Linked DNA regions of Homo sapiens: region 2 is linked to region 1. A link is a loop called in an ENCODE intact Hi-C map of the cell type or tissue named here. Cell type or tissue: IMR-90. All regions are shown on one strand. Links, peaks and the distances in the headings refer to the core of each region. The heading gives the core; the rest is flanking DNA.

Region 1 (12,563 bases), core at 2,028-10,027:
ATTGAAATATTTATTCTTGATTGGTACTTGGCAGTCCTGTTTACTACCTGTCCTGTATATGGAATATCACTGCCAACTTTAGCGGGGGGGGATGGGACTGGGTGGGCAGTTCCTGCAAAAACTTCAAATGACTAATTAGAAATGTCAGTGGCATTTTCTCCCTCAGAAACATCGCTGTTTAGGATCGTGAATTTTCTTTTACTCATATTTGATTCGATTATCTTTCTTTCAAAGAATTTTTCTAGAATGAATATTTTACTTGTATATTAGGAATAGTTTTTAAATAATCAGAACACAACTGCTCTCCTCAATTATCATCATTCTCATTACTCATTCCATTTCTCTGGCTGGCAGCCTATGGACCACTGGAAGGCCCGGCCAGGGGTGTGGTCATCAGGACTTCCCAAAAGCACATCTCCTTCCTCTGTGGCTTGACTGTGTGCCTCTCCTCTCGAGCTGCAACTGTACCATGAGTCTCCCTTCCAGATCAAAAGGAAGATCCCGACCGCAGTCCTTTGGAATAAGATTTGCTAGTATTCAATGTTCTTTCTTGTGTCTCAACTCATATCCATATTTTCTTCTCAGAATTCCATAGGTTTAGCCCTTTGGGGGTTTTTACTTTTTTCTTCTTATTTTTTATACTGCCTGTTCCTACTTTATGCTGTGTTTTACCCATATTTATGTCATTTTAATCAGTTCCATAAGACTGTGTTTGAACTCCCCACCTCCACTTGCTTTTGTTTTGGGTGATGACTGTGCTGTCCACCTCTGCCACTTGTTTCAGGCCCTACTACTTTTTCCCTCCAATGTTCCTTCTTTTGTGTCTGCCATCTATTATTGCTGAATACGTTATTGTCGTTTTTGTCTTCTTATTTTATTTTCTCCTCTTCTTCCTTCAGTGGATGTCTTGAGATGTTCTTGCTTCTTATGTTCCATGTTTGCTGACATAGGGCAAAACTAAGAATCTGCGACAAGACAAGCTGCTTTTTCCTCTATCAAAGCTGCCTTCATCGGGCAGCTGTCCTTCATTCTCAATTACTTTATCTACTCTTTTTTGCCTTTTTCACATCCAACCTGTAATCTATATTTTCCTTTCTTCAGCTATATCTTAAACTGTTAAAATAGAGCCTGACATGTAGTACACATTCAGTAAATATCTGTTGAATAAAAGAAAACAATAAATGAATGAATGGTTGTTTGGTAATTATCGCCTCAGTTGTTGATTCTTTGCTTTTATTTTAGTTCCTGGAAGCTGGTCTGCCTGGATCAGCATTGCGTGTGGTGCATATTTTTATGTAGTTTGCATTACCTTATGCCCCACAAAGACCACACATTTCTTACTATACAGGAAGTGCTGTTGCATCCTGGGCTTCTATATGCATAGTGATTTTCCTTACCATGTGTGTTGATGTGTTTTTAAAGTGGGAAGTGGAGGCTTTTGTGCATAGAAAGGAACCATGTATAGGTATTTGAATATTAAAATAACATTTAATTAATTTAAGTTGCAAACGAAACTATAATTTTCTTAGGACTTTAAGTTCACTTTGTGATTTTGATTTTACTTATAAACTAAGTAATTTTTACATAATTTGAAATCATCCTTCCACTTATTTAATTCAATTTTAGCGGATTAAAATCCTTTATAGTCATAGTAATAAGCCATCAATTAAGTTCCCCTAAATTTTTAAAAACACTTCTAATTTATTATATCAAGCAACTGAGTTGCCTCACAAGGCCAACTTAAGCCTCAAAAGGCAAAATCAAAGAAATTGTAAATCTCATAATTCACCCTTAAAACCATAATGAGTCAAAATATTCAAATACTGTCTATAAACATTATCAAATTATCAACTCTGTGACTTAAGATAATGAGAATAAAATTGATTATAAATTTCACATAGAAGTTATGAAGATCAATTTGTCAGATTTCCTAATGTTAGGTTTTATTAAACATTACTAATACTTTAAACACAAAAATTATAACTTCTGTTTCTAAACCTATTAAACAGTATTAATGCTTTGGGTGGGTCCAATTTACTTCATGATCTTTATGTTCAATTTTTAGCACTCCTATAATTGTAAAATCATTTCCCTATGAAGGGGAGCAGTTTTACATCCCAGCTGGGCTGAGGTTACGCGGTTGAAAGACCTGGGGCTGTGATATAGTTACTTATTTATCAGATGTTTAAGATAAACATGGTTCATAGGCTACAAACTTCTAGAATGATTCTGCCCAAGCCACAGACAGACACACTGAGTCTTTTTCTATATGCTGTGTCCATGAGGGGCCAAGATCCTGTCTTTTTGTTGGGATTGATTTGGCAGACAATGTCTCCTGGCCATTTTAACCCCACATTATACTTTTTCCCAAATCTTTTATAACACCTTAAAACATTAATTATCTTATCTTTTCTAGGTGGAGATTTGTGTACCCTATTTAGGTTGCCACAAATTGCTTTTATCACTTGGTTAAAGTCTTCATTTCTTTCACATTTTTTTTTTCAGCTTGACTTTAAATCTTGTGTACAAATCCAAAATTTGAACATTAACTGGGAGTTTTATGACATTAAGGAATTACTGTTCACCATTCTTTTAGGGGTGATCATGGTATCATGGGTATTTTTAAGAGTCTTTATCTTTTAGAGATATATTCAGAAATATTTACTGATGAAAATACAAGTAAAACACAAGTCAATAAATCATATTAGACCCAAAGTATTCCATTCATGCAAATCCTCAGGATCACAATGATTTAGAAAAGGTGAAATCCAGAGGCCAGAGCAGGGTCCTTCCCTAATCAGCTTTATCTTTCATGCTTTTCTTAATCAAATGAAAAGAATCCCAATTCGAGTTAAAGTAGCAAAATCTCCCCTCCGCCCTCTCCGCTCTCTCATTTCCCCTCTCCCCTCACTTTTGATTCTTTTTGCCTAGGTTTGGACCTGATGTTTAGTCTTGTTCCACATGGTGGCAAGAAGGCTTCAGGTAGCTCCAGGGTTGTATGGTACTGACAGCTAGCAGTCTCAAAAGGAGAAACTCAACGGCCAGCATCCATGACAATTACTCCAGAGAGCACTGATTGGCCATGCTTGGGTCATGTGTATTCCTCTGGACCAATCACTGTGACTCAGGAAATGGGGTGTTCTGATTGAACACCCTGGATCACAGGGTAGTGGGAGAAGCAGGGCCCTTTGATCCATAGACTCAAGAGAATGATTTGGAGTTCGGGAGGGGCAGTTTTCTGCAGTAAGGAACACCAGACAAACAAAAAAGTGGCAGATGCCCATTACAGAACAAAATATATTCAGACAATTTTGTGAGATTCATGTATATCAAGTCTTTGGCTGTTCCTGCTGCCAGCTACAATCGTTGTCTGTCCCAAATGGAAAGGCACTTGGCAGCTGATTAACTCAATCCCTTCTTCCTTGGCATAGCACTATTTCATTTTTGTATTGCTCAGTTCCAAATCTGTCTTTTACTTTTCCTGGAACTGCTAATACATTACAGTCTTTATCCAAGTCACACAAGGTCTTCTATATTTGTTTTTAATTTGGAATCATCACCAAGTTTTTCCAGAATTCTATGTTCTTTCCTATAGATATATATTCTCCAGGATAACTCCTGTTTCCCAGCTAAGCCAACTTCCTGGGGATTTGAATTACTGAAAAGATGTCCCTTTAGGCTCATCCCAATTCATGTAATAAATTGAGTCCCAGTGCATAATCTTACAGTCAGCTGCTTTTAAAATGAATTCTAAACTCAATTGAGTTTCCATTCAAGAGGCATTTCCTATTCCTACTTTTATCTTCCCCTGTCAGAAAATGCAGAGCTGCTTCTAGTTTCCTGTCCTCCTGGGATGCTGCTGCTGCTGCTGATGATGATGACAATTATAATAAGAAGGTAGTTAATATTTACTAAGTAAATTAGTGCTGGCATTGTGCTAGGTATTTAGTGCAATCTCTCTTTTAATCCTGACAATGTGCCATAAGGCAGATGTCAAACCCCAATTTTACATAGAGGGAAATAGGCTCAAAGTGGGGACTTACTCCAGGTCACACAGCCAGTAGGTGGACTATCTGAGATTTGAAACCAGGTCAATCCAACCCCAAATGCCACGCTCTTTATCCCTGTGGTTAGACACATGAAACTATCACCTTTCTTTCCCTTTTCTTATTCCTCCTCCCCCATCTTACTGGTTTTGCTTTCCTTTCCAGCCCCTTCCAATTCTTTTATCTTTTTTCCTTCCTCTCTTACACAAAGGTTTAATTTGCCTTCCCCATAGTAGGCACTTAATAGAAAGTTGTTGAAATAGTTGTGTTGCCAATTTATTGAACAGTCTAAATTTATGCTTCCATATTGATGGTCATTGGATCCCTTCAACCACCTCTGTAAGGAAAGCTAGGTGTTATTCCTATTTCATGCATCAGAAAATTAAACATAGACAATGAAAGAATAACAGACATGTAGGGTCAACTCGTTTTATCGGAATGAGGGGTTAAAGCCATTGAACAGGTCATGCCCTAATAGACTCTTGAAAACCTGAAAAAGCAAGCGATTGATCTGCCTCATTTAGAATAAATGCCCGAGTCCTTTCCATGGTCTGAGCCTCTTCCTTTTTGTCCTTTTTATATTCTCAGCCTCCGGGCCCCAGGCTGTTTCTCCCATAGGCAAGCTTTTACCTCAGGGTTCTGCTCTACCCCTATTGTCTCCACCTGGAGCTCTCTCCCTCAGAAGTCAACAAGGCTCTCTCTCTCTCTCACCTCTTTCAAGTCTTTGCTCAAATGTCTCCTTAGTGAGGGCTTCCTTGGCTACTGTATTTAAGGCTTCCATGGCTACCATAACTAGGCTACTCAGTTCCTATAGGATTCCCTTTCCCCTTTCCTGTTTTACTTTTCTCCGTAGAACTTTCCACTTGTTAAATTAATATCATTATTTAAAATTTTCTGAATTTAAAGAATGTTTGCTCCATTAGGACAGGAATTTTGCCTGTTTTCTTTACTAGTATACAGTAGGTACTCAATAAATTTTCACGGAATGGATGAATGAATAAATGCAGATTTTCATTCATTCATTTATTCAAGAGACATTGACCACACAGGAGATGAGCTGCCTGTCCTCCTGCCTGCTTTGTTTGAACACCTCAAGGAGGAAGGCTAATAAAAGTCCAATGCCAAATATGAAAATAAATATTGCAGTCAGATGTTGAGTAATAAAAAGTAGTGTAAAATTGCTGTCTTAATCGCTATGCCATTGGAGAAGCCCAGTTTAAGACAAGGAAAGATCTGTAAGACAGGGTCAGCCAGGGAAAGATAGGAAAGGAATTCTAGAGACAGAATCCTTCCCCTCTGCTCCAGCCCAAGATGCTGCCTCCTGTTTTCTGAGAAATAAGAAGGCAGGTCTATTCCTGTTATCTTGGGACTCAGCAGGGCAGCCCTGTTCTTTAACAAGACAATCTTTCAATTTATGTGACTTGCATATTTTAGAATAAATTCTGTTAATATGCAAGCACTAATACTGTAATACAATCATTTCTACTTCCTGCCAGTGTTTTATGTCTAAGGCGGCAGCTCAGTGCAGAAAGAAATTTAGGTAGGCAAGGGAATAACACTGCTTTCCCTTCATGCTCAACAATGTGCCACCTGACATGGGATTCTTTTCAGTTCATTTGTTTGTAATTTAAACCAATTCCTGTCTCAGCATTGGCTCATGCCTGTAATCCCAGCACTTTGGGAGGCCGAGGTGGGAGGATCACTTGAGCCCAGGAGTTTGACACTAGCCTGGACAACATAAGGAGGCCTTGTCACTACAAAAATAAAAATAAATAAATAAAATAAAATTAGCCGGGTGTGATGGTGCATGCCTGTGATCTCAGCTACTTGGCAGGCTGAGATGGGAGGATCACTCAAGCCCAAGAGATAGAGGCTGCAGTGAGCTGTAATTGTGTCATTGCACTCCAGCCTGGGCAACAGAGCAAGACCCTGTCTCAAGAAAGATACAGTAAAATAAACAAACAAATTTTTGACTGGGAAATGTCTGTTAAAACATCAGGAAGACTCCCAAATTAAGGAAAGGACTATCACCATCAACCTCAAATTGAAAATTAAATCATTTTTCAATGTCTTGAAAAATCATACAGAATCTCTACAAGTCTTGGCTTTGCCTTAATAATAGTCAGTACACTGGCCAACGATGGCACCAAGATTAAAGGAGGAGGTGAGTCTGGAAACACATGAACTTGACCTTCTACAATCGATTTCCTGTGAGGGAGACTCTGGACATGGGCAAAGCTTTAAGCCAAAGATCTGTGATGCTCAAGGCTCATCCAGGCATTGGCAGTGTATTCAATGTATAAAAAAAATTCTTTTATTTCCAATGACCTGTTTTATGTTAATTTTATTGTGATGTAGAAAAATAACTAGTGTGTCCTTCAACTTACTTGCCAAAACCTACTCTTTTAAATATTTTCTCAGGAGAAAAGTCATTTTAATTTTAACTTAAAAAAAAAAAAACCACAACTTTTCAGGTAAATTGCCAAACAGATGTTTAGTGCTTAGAGTCTCAGGGCAGCCTTTGTGTTGTGGTTGCAAACATACCTATCTTCTAGATCAGAGGTCAGGAAACTACATCTCTGTGTCACAAACACGACTGCCGTGTGTTTTTGTAAATAAAGTTTAGGATAACCACAGTCATTCATTGCATATTGTCCACTGTCTACTGTCTACATATATTGTGTACTGTCTCTGGGTGCCTTCCCTGCTATGGCAGAGTTGAGTAGTTGAGATAGAGACAGCATAGCCCACAAAGCTTAAGATATTTGCTCTCTAGCCCTTGACAAAGAAGTTTGCCAACTCCTAATCTAGTAGAGGCAAATTTCTGTTATAAAGTCTGTACTTATGTTTACTCATGAATGCATCCATTCTTTTAGAATAACATGGATCATAGTGTACATAATAAACTGTTCCAAAATGGCAATATGGTTTAGTGACCATATATTATTGTCACCATTTCCCTTATTATGTTAACTTCTATTAGATGAAAATGCTATTCTGTAAAACAGAATTATGAAACAGTATACACAGCACAGTGTGAGAGTCAATGGCAAGACATTGCACACAATGAAACCCAGTGAAATGTGAAGAGGCTAACCGGGAAGTCTCCGTAAGTGCATATATTTCACAGCTGTGGTGCTAAGAGACAGATTGCTTGGAATGCCATGAGTAGACAAAGCCAAACAAAAATGAGAGCATGAGGAAATTTTTCTGGTGAAAACAATTTTTCCTTACAAATTTGAAATATTTTCCCTTTTATGTTATATTCTTTTTTTCCCCTTTTGAAGTAACATGGCTTCATCCTCTGCCAAATGTATTCCTTCCCACCCCTACCCCACTTTTGGTTTCTTCAATAAATAAAAATTGATTCCTTCACCTCGTTCACATGGACAGTTTCACAAGCTTATAGTGCATGTTGAAAGAAGTGTTGGATTGATTTTTTTTCAGTAGATGAAAACAGTAAAATTGTTAAACTGCATTAAAAAATTTTCCATATAATTGAAGGTGAAGGCATCAATAAGCAAAGCACTTTTAAGGCAATACTAAGGTTCTCAGCCTTTGGACTGTATTGCTTTTCTTCTCCCCATCACGGGGAATGAGATCCATTCTTGGCTGTTTAGTATTCTGTAATGAAAGGAAAAGTCACTCCCACATTTTTTGGGGTAGAGAAGGGGTTGTTAGTCAGCAGGACTATCAAACAACAGTAGTCATTGCTGTTGCCTGGGCTTTTGAGGGGACCAAAGGAGACCAAACCGAAAGGTTCTGTAAAGTCTGTCTAAGTGAAAGATGTTGCTGTTATCATCTGATTTAGTCATCGAAACCTCCTAAGAACCTCTACAGAGGTTTGAGATGGGGAAGGAAGGAAGTGAAAGTAAAATCAAGCATTTCTGTGACTATTTAAAGCCACCCTAGCAATAAGCCTTGCATGGTAAAGAGTTGAAATTGAATGAGGCTTTCAGTTTTCTGTGGGTTTCACTGATTCACATTAGCCCAAGGGCTTTTTGTGTCTCCCCATGTAGCAGTAGTTACACCCCTGGTTGGCATGAGATAAAATCCTGCCGTGCACACAGAAACCAACTTCTTAGGCATTAGTCAGGGTCTCTCTGAAGTAGAAGTGCCTGAGCCACTTCCGTTTTTTTATTTTTAATACTCATGATGTGTTAGAAAGTGAAGAAATGCCAAGACAGACTTACAAACACTGTGGTATACTTTTTAATGTTTATGTTTAAGAAATTAGTAGTCTTAACACATGCATTTAAGTAAGTGCAATGTAATTATTTTGCTTTTCAAAAGATTTCAACATAAAGAAGCATTTCTACAGGGTATACTATAGGCAGTGGGACCCAAGTTTAAGGTTGTGTGAGGGACAACTCCCTCCAGTCAGACGAGTGAAAGTTACTGCACATATAATCTCACTTGGGGATGATGTCAAATGTCCATGTCTGCGACCCTGTCTAAACTAGGAGGCTGGGCTAAAAGGCTCCCTTGCCCTCCTTCTCCCAGCTCCCCCCACCCACTGCCACCACTGAGACCAGATCGTAAGTACACAATTATGCCTGTGTGGGGAAGTGGGGAGGAGAAACACAAGGTATGATGGAGAGGTCCATTATGTACTCTTACACAAATATTTTTCAAGTGCATACTATGTGCAGAGGTAAGAAGATAGTACCATAGTTAAACTCATACTTAGGGTTTAAATCCTGGCAGTGTTATTCCCTACTTGAGTTATAAAACTTCTCTAAGCCTTAATTTTCTCATCAGTTAGCTCATTTGTGAGGTGCTTCATTAGTTGTTATGAGGATTAAATGACTTACCCACATAAAGTTATCTGAACAGCACCACCTTGCACTGTGAGCAAGCAGTATAAAAGTTCTTGACCTCAGGGAGCTTAATTTCCATCTCCCTCACTGCATTTTGCTCTCAGCTCTCCTGTCTGCAAGCTGGTCTACCTGAAACAACTGCCTTGCAATATCAAAAGATATCTGATAAAACGGGTAAATATAGCTCCACTGATGAGGACAAAAAAAAATCAGCTGTATTAAGGAAATTCTCTTAAAAAGTCATTAATCTTCCATTCAACAAGCAACAATGTGTGTTAGACACTGTTCGGGGAATGCTGATATTGTAGTGAACAAACCAGGTGTGGTTCTGTACTCATGGGTGGGAAAGATATTGGATACATACATTGTTCTGCACAATGTAAACATTTTGTTGCAGTATGAAGTGCATACAGAAAGTGCACAAATAAGTGCACAGCTCAACTCATTTTCATGAAACGAATGCACACATATAATTAGTACCCAGTCCAATAATCGGAATCTTACCAGAACCCCAGATGCCTTCTTGTGCCTCCTTCCACTCACAGTCACTTCCAAGGGTAAATATTATACTCATTTCTGTTAGGTTGGTCCAAAAGTAATTGCGGCATTTACCATTAAAGTAATGTGCAGTTTTCCTGCACACATTACTTTAATGACAAAAACCACAATTACTTTTGCACCAACCTAATAAAAGTCAGTATAGTATTCACTGCCAGGATTCAAACTCTAAAGTAATGGCAAAAGCCGCAATTACTTTTGCACCAAAATAATACAACCACAGATTACTTTTTCCTGTTGTAAAACTTTATGAAAAAGGAATCCTGACGTACTCTTTTGTAATGGGCTTTTTTTTTTCACTCAACATTATGTTTGTGAGAGTCATCCTTTTTTTGTATGTAGCTATAGTTTATTTATTCTCATTCTTGCATATTGTTCTCCTATATTGTATGAATTTACCATGATTTTTGTATCCATTCTATTGTTGATGGACATTTGGGTTGTGTCCAGTTTGGGAATATTACAAATACTGCTTATGTTACTATTAATGCTGTTAACATTCTTGTTCATGCCATTTGTTAGATATACATATGTATTTCTGTTGGGCATATTTTTAGGAGTGGAGTTGCTGAGTATAAGGTATGGGTATGTTCAGTTTTAGTAGATACTGTCAAACAGCTTTCCAAAGTAGTTGTAACAATTTACACTCTGGTCAGCAGAATAAGAGAGTTCTGGTTGCTTTATATTGTCTGTCTTTTTCATTTTAGTCATTTTGGAGGGTATGTTGTAGTTTTTGCATTATGATTAAAAACATTTTTTTTTTCAGAGACAGGGACTTGTTCTGTTTCTCAGGCTGGAGTGCAGTGGTGTGATCATAGCTCACAGCAGCCTCGAGCTCCTTGGTTCAGGCCACCTCAGCCTCCTGAGTTACTGGGACTGCAGTCCTCCCAGCTCAACCTCTCCTGAGTCACTGGGATTTTTCCATCTTAATTTTCATCTGTGCTTTCCTAATGACTAATGGAGTGCCTTTTCATATGTTTATTTTCTGTTTGAACATCTTCTCTCATACAGTATCTATTCTGACATTTGCCCATTTTTCTATCGAGTTATTTTCCTGTATCTCATTGATTTGAAGGAGTGCTTTAAATATTCCAGATAATAGTCCTTTGTTAGATATATGTTTGAAAATCTCTCTCTCAGTGTATGACTTTTTACTCTCTTAATGGTTTTGGAGAACTGAAGCTCTTAATTTTAATGCAGTCCAATTGATCAATATTTTTCCCCTTCACAGTTATTGCTTTTTGTGTTTTAAGAAATCTTTGCCTGAGACAGTTCTTGTGGAAACAGCTAGTGCAACACTGAGAAACTGTTGTACATTATGTTGCCTAGAGTACAAACAGCACAGTCAGGATAGCTAAAGGTGACCCCAAGAAACCAAAAGGCAAGATGTCTGCTCATGCCTTGTTTATGAAGACAATGCTGGGAGGAAAATACAAATAATAATCCAGAGGCCTCTGTAAACTGCAGTTTCCAAGAAGTGGAAATACACTGAGAGGTGGAATACAATGTGTGGTGAAAGAGAAATACAAATTTGATGAAATGGTGTGGTATACTATGAGCAGGAAATAAAGGATTATAGACCAACTAAGGGAGGCAAGAAGAAAGATGATAACACCCTCCCCTCATGCCCCACCTTCCTCTTCTACTTAGATCTCTGCCCAATAGTAAATCCACAAATTTAGGCATTTCTACCGGAGATGTCGCCAAAAACCTGGATGACTGTTATGTATGTAGAATTCCTAAAATGCCCCCATAAAGATATTTCCCCCTAATCCCAGGAACCTGGGAATATGATGAGACATCACTCACTAGTGTGGTTATCATATTTCATGGCAGGGTTAGGTAATCTCCTTAAGATAGGAGATTATCTTGGAGGATCTAATTTAATCACATGAGACCTTTTAAGCAGAGAGCTTTCTCCAGCTGGTGGCAGAAGAAGTCAGAGAGATTTGAAGAGTAAAGGGGTTATGGCTTGAAGTTGCAGCAGGCCCACCTGAGAAGGAATTCAGGAAACCTTAAAAGACCTGAGAGAGGCCCTGGCCAACAGGCATCAAGGAAAGAGGATCCTCAGTCCTACAACCACAAGGGACTGAATTCTTCCAGCAACCTGTGTGGGCCTGGAGGTGATGTCTACTTAGAGCCTCCAGGTGAGGACCCAGCTTGGCTGATGGCTTGGTTCCCGCCTTGTGATTCCCTGAGAGGAGAACCAGGTGACATCGTGCTGGACTTTGTTAAAAGCTGTTAAGTGTGTGGTAATTTGTTATACAGTGACAGAAAAATAAAACATGCAGGATAATTTTAGTGATGGTGAAAAGCTACCTTATAACAAAGTTGAAGGAGATGTATGGGAAGTAGGTGGCCAACTATAATCTAAAGCAAAGGGATGGTGATAGAGTTTGGCTATTTGTCCTCACCCAAATCTCATGTGGAATTGTAATCCCCAATGCTGGAGGAGAGGCCTGGTGGGAGGTGTTTGGATCATGGGGGCGGATGCCTCATGAATAGCTTGGGCCATCCCCTTGGTGATAAGTGAGCTCTCACTCTGAGTTCACACAAGATCTGCTTGCTCAAAAGTTTGCGGCAGCTCCCCTGTAACCCATGCTCTCTCTCTTGCTCCCATTCTTGCCATGTGAAGCGTCTGCTTCTCTTTTGCCTTCCGCCATGACTGGAAGCTTCCTGAGGACCCCCCCAGAAGCAGATGCCACTATGCTTCCTGTATAGCCTGCTGAACTGTGAGCCAATTAAACCTCTTTTCTCATAAATTACTCAGTCTCAGGTATTTCCTTATAGCAGTGCAAGAACTGCCTGATACAGATGGAATAAAGAGATCATCTAGCACACACCAGAAAAAAAGATGGAAGAGTAAGGTGAGGAGTATGAGAAAGGGAAAAAGAGGATGCAAAAGAGAATAATGAGGAAAACTGCATGTCTGTCTCCATGTGTATGTATACAGGACAACTGCAGTAACTGACCACCTCCTATTTGAGAGTCTGTTGTTCTCACTGGGTTTCATTCCGCAATTGAAATATAATTACACTGTAGTTTTTGAAGCGCTCCAGGAAATGCAAGTGGTTTCTATGTTGTGTTCATGGGTGTCACAAGCACCCAGAAATTCAATCAAAGTTGTCCATATTTCTAA
Region 2 (12,563 bases), core at 2,353-10,352, 98 kb after region 1:
TGAATGAGTTGCCTTCTAAGATATTTCCTGATCACTGGTAGGTGTAGACAGACAGGATAACCATCTGTCCAGGATGTTTTACTGGGAATTCCTGCACTGGGTGGGACTTTAGACTAGATTACCTCCAAAGATATTTTCAGCTCGTAGATTCCATGTACAGTACACATTTACTATTAATAGCCTACATTGGATTTTTTTATCATCCCATAGCTGAGAGGACATTACATTTTCCCGTGAACTAGTTATAATATAATTCCCCACACGATGGTGTCTGGGGGATGTATTTTTGGAAATTTTAAACCACTCTATGTTTCTGATATGTTCCATTTAAGTGGGGGTTAAGTTTTATCTTAACAGGAAAAAATTAAGGCTGAATGATTATTTGTTGTCAAATACACATTATTAACAATTACAATCATTGGTATGTACATAATGAGTTTTTGGGTGTTCATCTGCTGGTTAAGAGCACAACCTGTCTTGCTTCTCATCAGATTTAATCATCCATCTCTACTCTCATCTATCAATTCATCTGTTCCTCCTTCTTAGTTAATATAAATTATGGCTCTTTTGAAATAGCTAGTAATTGTGCAACTAGCTTAGAAAGTTGTAGCCCTCAAACCTAGATTGTCATCCTATAGTATAAGAAACTGCTTTGAGGCTAGAAGGAAAAAGGAAATTACAGTATTAAAACTCCACTAAGAAAAATGCCAAATTCTAGCCTATTATTTATTATGTGCTCTAATGCAGAACTCAGAACTTTTCCAGATGAGCATACATTTGATTAAACATAACTTCTGAATCCTCTAGTGGATTATTAGGGTGGTCTGGCTCTCTTTGAGAAGCAGTAATGGATTCCTATGTTATCACTTAGTGGAAGACATTTAAGAAATTTCAGCAGGTGATAAATGAAGCAAAAGTGATATTTAAATTGAGGGAAAGAATGAATGGCTCTTTCCAGATCTTATTTCTGGGGTCAATATGGTAAAAGCATTTAGAAATGTATGTATTTTTTTCTTATTTTTTTAAAATTTACATCTATAGAGAATGCTAACTAGCTAAACTTGAAAGATGATTCACTTTGTTTAATTTGGATTAAATAACCCTTCTAGCTGTATGTTTTTTCTAATTATAGGGTCCCATTTTACATAACCAATTTGAAGCATCTCTGATTCAGCTCTGAACTCTAGAGTTTGTGCTATTCTCTACTTTCTCCATTGTGGTTTTACTAGTTCACTCTAGTTTGACATTGAGAAATGGAATCAGTCCACTGGAACAACTTCCATTCTTACAGGAAACTCTGATGACACTCAGAGTGCTCTTCATTGGGTGCAATGGTGAAGAGTCTTAGCAGAACTCTTAGACTTATGTGTGGAAAAGTTTTAGCCATGTTACAGTGATGGCCAGAGATTTATTACCATTTCACTGATTTTAGGAAATATTGTCCTTTCATGGAAGACCCTGGAAATTCACGGGCTCTTTCTAGAATAATCTGAAGTTTTCTCTTTCTGTTGGCATTTTGCTTACTGAGGTCACAGCTAATTAGTAGCCTACTTAGAAGAGGAATTTCTTTTCTTCTCTGGCAGCCAGTAGAATCTCATTGGATTGTAGCTGATAAAACAATCTTCTCTTTAGTGATAGTCTGTATTCTAATTGTACTTATGAGGCCTGTAGGTTATGGTTAAAATTAAAACACAATAAATAGAATAAATTTAATACATTAGCAACTATGCAAAACAGCAGCCACAAGTGACATGGATTTGTTTCTGTGTCCTAAAACTCAGTAGTATATTAGTGCAACATAATTACAGTAATCCTATGATGTTCTGCCATACAATGGCATCTCCAACTATATGAGCTCCTTCTGTCACTAGGGTTTATTTCTAGCGCTTCTCATATTTCAGAGTAACAAAATAAAGGTATTTAGCAGTGTTTCCTCTGGGCTTGGATGCAGTGTTTTGTAAATTGATTTTCATCCATATTCATATCAGGGCTAAATCAGAGAAACAAGGAACTTGACTTTCTACTGGAGAAGAGCTAAATTGAGTATAAAGATTGAGCATTAATGTGTGTGTAGTCTTTTCTCTGACAAGTTAAGGGGGCTTTGGTAGACAGTAGGAATGATTTAACCTTGGCAGTGTCTTCTGTTCAGAGTGTAGCTTATTTGGAAGTAACAGGCTAGAGGACTTCAGCCTTATGGGTTTCTTAATGGAAGTCTTCTTTCTTGAATAGAGAATATTACAGTTTGTGGATAGAAGCTTCAAAAGGATATGAATCATGAAGGTTTAACTTACGGTAACGGGTGGGACTCTTATACCTAGTTTAGAATCAAAGAACTTGTAAAAAAAAATTGGCCTTCTTATGGGCTAATTATCTAGCTACAATTTCTACAGCATTTTTGAATGAGGTATGACTGACTCCTCTACAGATGACAATTTATCTTTGCACTGTCAGAAAGGCAGCCTGGTTTAGTAGTCGCATATCATCTATAAGACCTGTAGGCTTTTGTGAGATTAAGCTACTCATGACCTTCTAAATGTCGTCCCAGTCTCTGATCTATATCCATTGCTCTCCATCCCTTCCTCCTCACCCTCTCCTCCAGCACCCTGTGGATGTTCCCCCACTTCAGGAGTCTGGCTCTCAGAGGATTTTTTTACACTACCAGTGTGGCATGTGTAACATGACCTGGACATCCAGTCCATGACAGTAGTTTTTGGTCTTGCTCTATTATCAGCAAATATTTCTGAGCACTCATCACTAAAATATGTATTCTTATTTTTAAATTATGTAAGCATACTATATAGTACTGCATTTTATACATAAAACATATACAAATTTAAAATGATAAAAATTAAAAAACAATGTAACTGGAAAATCTATTATTTTATTCTGTGTACCAAAAGATCATCTTCCACATTTCCTGGAAAGTCTGCCCCTCACTTTGGAGAACCTGTACTGTAGTACTGGTAGTTATAATTGTGTCCTCTAACTAGATGTGCACTCTGTAAGGGTACGGAGTATGGTTAATTCAATTTTGTATCCATGAAAGTTATCATAGCATCTTGGACATTATAATAACTTAATGATCCCTATTTTGAATGAATTAACAATTTCTACCTCTGCATCTTTTTTTTTTCATTAGTGCTCCTCTCAAAAATATTTCTCCTTCCCTTCCTTTTCACCTGGCCAAAGTCTACCTGTCACCCAAGTCAAGGCCAGGTTTTTTTTTTTATTTCCTATGAATTTTTTCCTGTCACTCTAAATCTCATGTAATCTTTCTTCTCACCTATAGAAATTACTGACTCTGCTGTTCACTTAACATATCGCATTCATTGTCGGTGACAGATGACATTTTCTCCTTCACTTATGAAGCTTAGTTTGGCTGGATATGAAATTCTTGGTTGAAAATTCTTTTTTTTAAGAATGTTGAATATTGGCCCCCACTCTCATCTGGCTTGTAGGGTTTCTGCCGAGAGATCTGCTGTTAGTCTGATGGGCTTCCCTTTGTGGGTAACCCAACCTTTCTCTCTGGCTGCCCTTAAGATTTTTTCCTTCATTTCAACACTGGTGAATCTGACAATTAAATTGTGTCTTGGGATTGTTGTTTTTGAGGAGTATCTTTGTGGTACTCTCTGTATTTCCTGAATTTGAAAGTTGGCCTGCCTTGCTAGGTTGGGAAAGTTCTACTGGCTAATATCTTGAAGAGTGTTTTCTAACTTGGTTCCATTCTCCCCATCAATTTCAGGTACACCAATCAAACGTAGATTTGGTCTTTTCATTTGGTCTTTTCACATAGTCCAATATGTCTTGGAGGCTTTGTTCATTTCTTTTCACTCTTTTTTCTCTAATCTTGTCTCTGGCAGGTGTCTCCCAGTCAGGCTACAGGGGGTTCAGAGACCCACTTGAGGAGACTGTTATTGGAGCTCGAACACTGTGCTGGGAGAACCACTGCTCTCTGCACACCTGTCAGACAGGGATGTTTAAGTCTGCGGAAGTTGTCTGCTGCCTTTTGTTCAGCTATGCCCTGCCCACAGAGGTGGAGTCTAGTGAAGCAGTAGGCCTTGCTGAGCTGCCGTGGGCTCTGCCCCGTTTGAGCTTCCCGGCCACTTTGTTTACCTATTTAAGCCTCAGCAATGGTGAATGCCCCTCCCCCTGCCAGGCTGCAGCCTCGCAGGTTGATCTCAGACTGCTGCGCTAGCAGCGAGCAAGGCTCCGTAGGCGTGGGACCTGCCAAGCCAGGCACGGGAGGGAATCCCCTGGTCTACCGGTTGCTAAGACTGTGGGAAAAGCACAGTATTTGGTCAGCAGTGTTCCATTCCTCCAAGTACAGTTTGTCACAGCTTCCCTTGGCTAGGAAAGGGAAATCCCCTGACCCGTGTGCTTCCCCGGTGATGTGACGCCCCACCCTGCTTTGGCTCACCCTCCGCGGGCTGCATCCACTGTCCAACCAGTCCCAGTGAGATGAACCAGGTACTTCAGTTGGAAATGCAGAAATCACCTGTCTTCTGGGTCAATCACACTGGGAGCTGCAGACCGGAGCTGTTCCTATTCGGCCATCTTGGAAGCCACTCAGATGACATTTTCATGCTGGTATATATCTTCCCAGATACATTGCAAGCTCTTCTTTATTTCCTTATCTGTAACTCACTAGCTTCCTTTTGCTATATTTATTTAAAAGTCATTCTATAAATATTCATTGAACAGATGACAAAGCTATCAATTCACTCAGCTACCCTTTTGACTCAAAATTGTCGTAAGTGTGTTTGGCATTTTGTTTTCTCATAGATGTTTAAAAACAGCTGTTCTTCCTCCAGAGCTCCCCACTAGCTGTTATTTTCAATACTCAATTTGCAAAAAAATTTGCCATAAATTGAGGAAAAAAACTGGAGAACACAATGTAAAAAATAAGCCTCTTAAGCATGCGCATAGAATTATGGTTCTGCCATAACAGAATTAGTGGGTTTTAGATTCCTTGAGACACAATAATATGTATTTTAGACTATCCAGACATATCAAGCCAATGCTTTGGAAACTGACTAAAGAATTAATGTACCTGGTTTGTCTTAAAACAATTGGTTATAGATGCAAATCAAAACCACAATGAGATACCATGTCACACCAGTCAGAATTGCTATTACAAAAAAGTCAAAAAATAACAGATGCTGGGGAGGTTGTGGAGAGAAAGGAATGCTTATACATTGTTGGTGGTAGTGTAAATTAGTTCAGCCATTATAGAAAACAGTCCAAGGTTTCCTCAAAGACCTAAAAATAAAAATACCATTTCACCCAGCAATCCCTTTACTGGGTACATACCCAAAGGAATATAAATTGTTCTATTATAAAGACACATGAACATGTATGCTTGCTGCAGCACTGTTCACAATAGCAAAGATATGAAATCAGCCTAAATGCCCATCAATGGTAGAATGAGTAAAGAAAATCTGGTACATATGCACCATGGAATACTATACAACCATGAAAATGAATGAAATCATGTCCTTTGTAGGAATATGGATGGAGCTGGAGGCCATTATCCTTAGCAAAGTAATGTAAGAACAGAAAACCAAGTACTGCATGTTCTCATTTATAATGGGAGCTAAATGATGAGAACACATGGACACATAGAGGGAAACAGTACACACTGGGGCCCATCAGAGGGTGGAGGGTGGGAGGAGGAAGAGGATCAGGAAAAATAACTGTGGGTACTAGGCTTAATACCTGGGTAACAAAATAATCTGCACAACGAACCCCCATGACGCAAGTTTACCTATGAAACAAACATGCACATGTACTCTTGAACTTAAAATAAAAGTTAAATAGAAAAAAAAGAAATAAACAAGAGTTCTAGAGAAGGATGGTAGAGTTGATTGCACAACAATGTGAATGTACTTAATGTCACGGAACAACAAACCCCCATGTTTACCTATCAACAGACCTGCACATGTACCCCTGAACTTAAAACTTAAGAAACAAACAAACAAGCAAACAAACAACTGCTCATGCCTTTCTATGTTCAAACGCTCTGTATAAGATCTAAATTCCTAAGTTCTGAGAAGCCCCTTCATTCAGAAGACTCTGGTGTTTTCTTTGGGCAGCTCCTTGGATGTGAGCTCTCAGCATATGTGATGTATAGATTAGGAATTCAAGAGCCTTAGATATTGGCAGCCAAACCAAAGGAGGCAGAGTTCATATAAATAAGACTTCAGCAAAATCTTCAACAAAAGTGATTTCTGTCTGATTACATAAGTATGGTAATGAGTTCTGGCTTTAATTCCGGTATACTTTCTGCAACCCTGGTTCATGCTCACATAGAGAAATAAGGAAAGCATTTTTAAGCTTAATAAAAACATTTCTAGTTGCCTGGAGCCCAGAAATAATTACAATTTCACCTTCATGTTCTAAAACTGTATGATTTCTTTCCATCAAAAGTCTAGTAGCATTTTTTATTCTGTATGGATGGTGCTTAATAAATGCTTGTTGGATGACTTAGAGTAGAAAATAAATGTGTTTATTGATGAGGGAATGATATTCATGTTCTACAAAATATCCCATTTCTCCCTCAGTATGTATCTTGGCAGAGTTAATTAATATATTCCATTTGTTTCTAAAAGGATTTGAAGATATATTCTTCTATTTTATCCTCACAATCGCCCTCAAAGGTAGGTGGGGCAGGTCTTATCCATCAGTAAATAGGTGACAAAATTGGGCCCAGATAGACTTGAACACTTCTAGTCTTAGTCTTGGAGATTCTTTCTCTAAAAGCTATGTATGTGTGTGATGGGGCAGGAAAAGAGAAGAAAAAAAACACTCGTATGATGTGCTGATGGCATTTAGATGTACAGCGGGAGGGAAAGCAGGGTTTCTCAACCTCAGCACGACCAACGTTTTGGGCTAGATTCCTGCTGTGGGAGGGTGCCCTGTGCATTGTGGCATTTTCAGCATCATCCATGGTCTTTATACAGGAGCAGTTGGATGCCAGTAACAGTTTCCTCACTCCCCAGTCATGACTTTCAAAAAATGTCTCAAGACATTGCCAGGTATTCCCTGGGCAGTCAAGCTGGCCCCCCATTGAGGACTCCTGAAGTAAAAGGGAAACACAAATGGCTTAGAATTTCCCAGGAAACATAGAAGAAGCCAGAATCAGACCTCTTAATTTGGTCACTTGTTTTGTTAACCATTTATTGAGTTCTTATTATATATGTAAGCTATCATAAGTTACTAGAGGCGGTATAAAGACTGGGAGGACGTGACTCATCCAAGGAGAAATTTACAGTCTGGTAAAGAAGGAAAAGGTCATGTGGACAATTGTGATAGGTGTTTATTGAATGCCTACTGAATGCAAGGTACTATACTAATTATGTTCCCTTTTATGGCAAGACTCAAATGGGGATAAAGTACACAGAAAAAAACAGTGCTGTAGGGATATTTTCTATGCACAAAGAGTTTTCAAACTAGAAGGGGGAAAAATGGAAAGAACTAGAAAAGAACAACATTGAGTGGAAAATAAAATGTGGCTGCTTTTAAAAAGTTATAATAAAATGTTTAATGTGATTCTGAAAATTACAGGAATTTTCAAAAGCAGAGCTAGAGAAGTAGGAGGAAGTTTTAAGCATATGGGAATAGAGGTGGGCTGTGGGGAAGAAATTCTAGATCAGAGGAGCAAAGGCATGGGGTACCCAGATTAAATACTCTTGGATTTTCTCAAACCTACTACACATTTCCATCACATTTTACTCTATTTTATTTGCAATTTTGATGACCCTAAGTCTACCTGTTCTTCAGCATCATGATTTTCTCTCCTCTACTGATCTTGATGTTTATTTTTTAAACTCATTTTTAACTTAGATGACGGGTTGATGGGTGCAGCAAACCACCATGACACACGTCTACCTATGTAACAAACCTGCACATTCTGCACATGTATCATGGAACTTAAAGTAAAATTTAAAAAAATTTCCTTATTATAAAAGTAACATAGATTTAGAAATGATAATAAAATGAAAATGATAAAATACACACAATCCTACTACCTAGACGAAAACCCTCTTTAGAGCTTACGCTCATTAAACTGCTTCATAATGTCATTTTTTGCTTAGCACAATATTATGAACATGTTTTCCCATTTGAATAAATTCACATCTGCAGCACCTTTCAGTGATTAAATATGTCTGTTATTTAGGTATATCCTCATTTATCAACAACTCTTCTATTACTAGTTTTTCTTATTGCTTTAAACTTCTCTTTATCACAGGCAAGGCTAGAATAATTTTTATTACAGCTACATTTTCCTTAATTACTTTCTTAGAATAATTTCTCAGTAGTTTCCAATATTTTCACCCTCAAGGACTCCTTTTACTGGGTCACATGTTTTGAAAGATACAATCTACCAAACTACATTTGGTATGAAAAAATTTAGTTTACTATTTTTTAATTAACCAAAGACTTTGATAACTACTTATCAAAACTTTGGGTCAGCTGAGATTTAAAAACGGATATTTACTGCATTAAGATGATATAATTCCAGCCTAAAGCAAAGAACCTTGATATGAAAGTTAGCCTCTGCAGCCTTATCTTAAGGAACTAGATTCTTTCTGTGAGATTTTCTGTAATATTAAAATTCACTTGTAGACACCCTTTTCCCACATTTGCGACTGCTCAAAGTTAGGGCTGAAATACTTGAAGTCGGTGAGTTGCTTTAAACTGCAAAAGAGAAATATAGGCATGATTGTCTAATTACATTAAATGTTTACTCTATTTTCTGTGGCCTGATGGTAGATTTCACATAATTGCTTTTTATCTGAAAACACCTTGTGCTTGGAATAAATTACTGGAGAACAAGGTTTTAGTCTGATGTGGGTTCCTTTTTTTTTTTTTTTTTTTTTTTAAGTGGTCCAAGTAGATTATTTCTGACAGTCTGTGAACAAGAGTAGCCAAACTCAGGGAGTCCTGAAGTTACCCTTCAAATGTGTGTTCATGTATACAACCTATTCTGTCCCTTGCCAGAGAGTGGCAGCTGCAGGGCTAATCTATAGAGAAGCTGAGAACCTCACTCATTTCCAAAACTGAATTCACTTTGGCCATTGCTGCTTGTCAGTTACATTGCTTCGTTTAATGGTATGATGTCCAGAATAGCTCTCTGGAACCAAACAAGAAGGAAAGAACTTCAGTGCTTACTTGGACATTCTAAATTTAGATCATTTTCTAACTGTTTACTGCCAGTGGGTTAAATGGTTTGGCTCCTGGACTGAAGTTTGGGTTACAGAATTCTTAGGCGGGTCCCTTCTTGCAGCATTCTGAATTCTGATTAGGCTTTGCAGCGGCTGTGCATATGCATGATGGTGCTGGTGGAATGGTTCCCAGGACTGTTCCAGCATTCATTTCAGGACAGATTTTTCAGTGTGGGTCTTCTATATGATGGTGAGTCAGGCGGTGCAGTGGTAGAGAGCGTCAGTATTGAGCAGTCTCAACTGAAGCCGTGATTGGCGGCTTGCCATGATGTCTGATGACAGAGTATCTGCCACGCTGGGGGCATTTTACACCTAGCATCTAGATATTAATTTGTTAACATTTTGGGAAACATTTGAAATTACACTGTAATCTTGCTGTTTCTTAGACAGTAAATTCCAGCATAGAGTGGGCTGCTGGTTTCCTGTTGAAGGGATCTTAAGCCTTGAAGCATCCAAAGAAATTCATTTAGGCAGCCCAGTCACCTAGAAAGCAGGCTTACTGCATGGGCTCTGTGTATGGCATCAGAGTGAGACTTCCTGTTATAGAATTGTTAAAGGACCATAACAAAGATAGAGTCAAGTTGGAGAGGGCTTGGACACATCCAGATTTCTGCCAATGCCCTCTGGGGTCCCTTGGGGCAGTAGCTGCCTAGGGCAGTGAGCCTCTGGGCTTTGTCTTCCTCTGAATTCCATAATGAATATCCAAAACCTTTTGTTTAGTAAAAAGAATTTTGTTGCAAAAAATTGCAATAAAAGAACAACAAAAATAAATAAAAGCAAAGCCTTCAAAACTCGGATATGAAATAGCCAGTAAGTATACACAGAAACTGAGGCGAAGAAGTGTCAAAAATTCACACTTAAGTTCAAAGACTATAAGTTCAAGGACCACAATTGGACCTAGATCTCACCAGACTTTTGTCCACAACTCTTTTTGCCACCTTTTTCCCACCCTCCTCCCTCCCTCCTCTGCCCTCCTCTTGCTCCTCTCCTTCCTCCTTTTCATCACCTTCCTCCTCTTATTCTTTTTCTTATTTCTCTTCCTCTCTATTCTTACTCTTACCTTCTTCCTCCTCTGGTTCATCTTCTTCCCTCTCCCTCTTCCATTTTTCCCCTGCCTTCTTTTTCTTCTCTCTCTCTATATTTTTATTGTTGGTTAAGGCAGAAACAGCTAAATTGTTGTGTGATATTTATGTAAACAAGTATTTAGCCATTTGTCCTAACTTAATGCCAGTTCATCTTAGCTCTAGCTAGGGTTTTAATCTAAGGATATTTTGAACTTGGATTTTTCATATCAGCTTTCCTATTGACCCATTCTAAGTAAGGTGTTTGGTTTGAAGATTTTCTTATAATAAAACTTGACTGATTTTCAAGACACACGTAGACTCACACATACCTGCCTGGTTTTGTAAGAGTTGGCAGGTTGCTAGCTGAGAGTCACTCTCTCCTCCCTATTGTCATTTCATACCAAGGACATTACCTAGAGATTTTTACAAATGAAATTTGAAAAAAAAAAAAAGTGCCCGTCCTAATGACAAATGGTCAAGAGAAAATGACAAGGTGGGGCTGTTTGAGGATATACTGAATACTTTACTGATCCTAAGCCAAGCAGAGCCATTAAAAAATAGTTCCCATGGCATTTCTGGCCTGAGCAGAAACAGTTATATAAGTCATGGGAAAATGCCTCTTCTCATGAAATGCCTCAGCTGAGTTCACATTATCTGAAGCTGTGATTCTCAAATCTGGGATCACCAGGACGTTTTCAGCAAAGCCTGTGCAATTGTCAACCAGCAGCTCTGTCTCCCTTTGAATTGTTTGTTCTGATAGACAAGGGTCTCCCCCAGGTGACCTCATTTCCTCCCTTTCTCCTCCCCTTTCCACACTGGAAAAAAATCTCACTTTCTGTTTGTTTGTGCTTTTTTTCCTCTCTCCTTTCTATCAATGACTACTGTTATGGATTGAATCACAGTCCCCCAAAATTCATATGTTGAAGCCCTAATCCCCAATGTGGCTATATTTGGAGATAGGTCCTTAAGGGAAGTAATTAAGATTAAATGAGGTCCTAAGGATGAAGCCCTAATCAATAGGACTGGAGTCCTCATAAGAAGAGGAGGAGGCACCAGAGGTCTCTCTCTGTGCTCACACAGAGGGGAGGCCATGTGAGAACACAGGGAGCAGGCAGCTATCTGCAAACCAAGAAGAGGCCTTAGCAGACACCAACCCTACTGGTACATAGGTCTTGGACTTGTAGCTTCCAGAACTCTGAGAAAACAGATGTATGTCGTTTTTGTTGTTTAATACCATCTGTGGTATTCTGTTATGGAAGCCCAAGGTGACTAATACAGCTACTTAACAAAAATGTCACGTGAACCTTCCTAAGCCACTAGGATGTCACAAAAATACTATTTCTTTGGTAGATTCAGATCGATAATGAGGTGTTAGTTGGGCATGGTGGCACACACCTGTAGTCTCGGCTACTTGGAAGGCTGAGGTGGAAGGATCACTTGAGCCCCGGAGTTCAAGTTCACTCTGGGCAACATGGCGAGACCCCTCTCTCTAAAAATAAACAGATAAATAAATAACATTTCCTGTCTCTTTGAAAAAAATTGTCTCTGATCCAGGAGTCTGAAAAACAAGAGTCTGGAAAAGCCAGCTTCTTCCGGCTGCATGCCTGCCTAGATGTGGGTTGTTCTGTGTGTTTGTGTGTGTGTGTGCATGTCTGTGTGTGTGTTTTCATGTAACAGTCACATACAAGCTCATGTATATTTGTTTTTACTATAGCTAACATTAGTTGAGCACTTACTACATGTGACAAACTGTAAGTACTTTGCATGCATTACCTCATAATCCTCACGCTAACCCTCTGAGGAAGATACTCTTATTTCCTTTATTTATTTTAGTTTTATTTTAAAATTTCAGTTCTTTTCATTTTGTTTTCTTCATTTGTTTGTATCATCTTTTGACTAACATCTCACAATTATTTCCTTTATTTAATTGGAGAGGAAACCCATATTAAAAGAGTCAGGGAACATGCCTTCTTTCAACTTCCCATTAGTGAGAGAAAGAGTCAGGACTTGAACTCAGGCAGTCTAATTGTAGAGCTCATGTTCTTACTACCTGATTGCAGTGCTTCCCATTTTTGTTTATAGCCCTTGTTTTTTATATCTTCTAATGTTCTATGTTAAAAAAAATTCTGAGGCAACTTCCAAAGACATATAAAATATAACATGGCATATAGGCAAAGATGAAGAAAAAATAAGGATGAGAATGGAACTTGGATCTAGAAATGAAGGGAATGTATATACTTGTGTTTAACTTGAAGGTCTCTGGCAGGCAACAAGA

The links. Peaks named below come from ENCODE experiments on the same cell type or tissue, not always from the same donor. Only the 100,000 strongest peaks of a DNase experiment are listed, where the experiment ranks them.
Region 2: a loop joins it to region 1, with 1.8 times the contacts of the local background. A loop is called at or near these places in 5 of 110 quality-filtered maps.

The regions. Positions count from the first base shown.
Region 1 is chr12:67,691,013-67,703,575 of GRCh38, forward strand. LOC124902958 (a long non-coding RNA gene) reads right to left here and starts at 3,190. Exons shown (of 2, transcript XR_007063355.1): 1 at 2,940-3,190; 2 at 1-1,157. In IMR-90, for the core only: no CTCF peak of the experiment used is centred there; no DNase peak of the experiment used is centred there; H3K4me3 peaks cover 589 bases; H3K27ac peaks cover 294 bases.
Region 2 is chr12:67,788,205-67,800,767 of GRCh38, forward strand. No RefSeq gene overlaps it. Among named protein-coding and RNA genes, the nearest start is that of LINC02421, 65 kb to the left of the region's middle. In IMR-90, for the core only: no CTCF peak of the experiment used is centred there; a DNase peak (open chromatin) is centred at 6,147.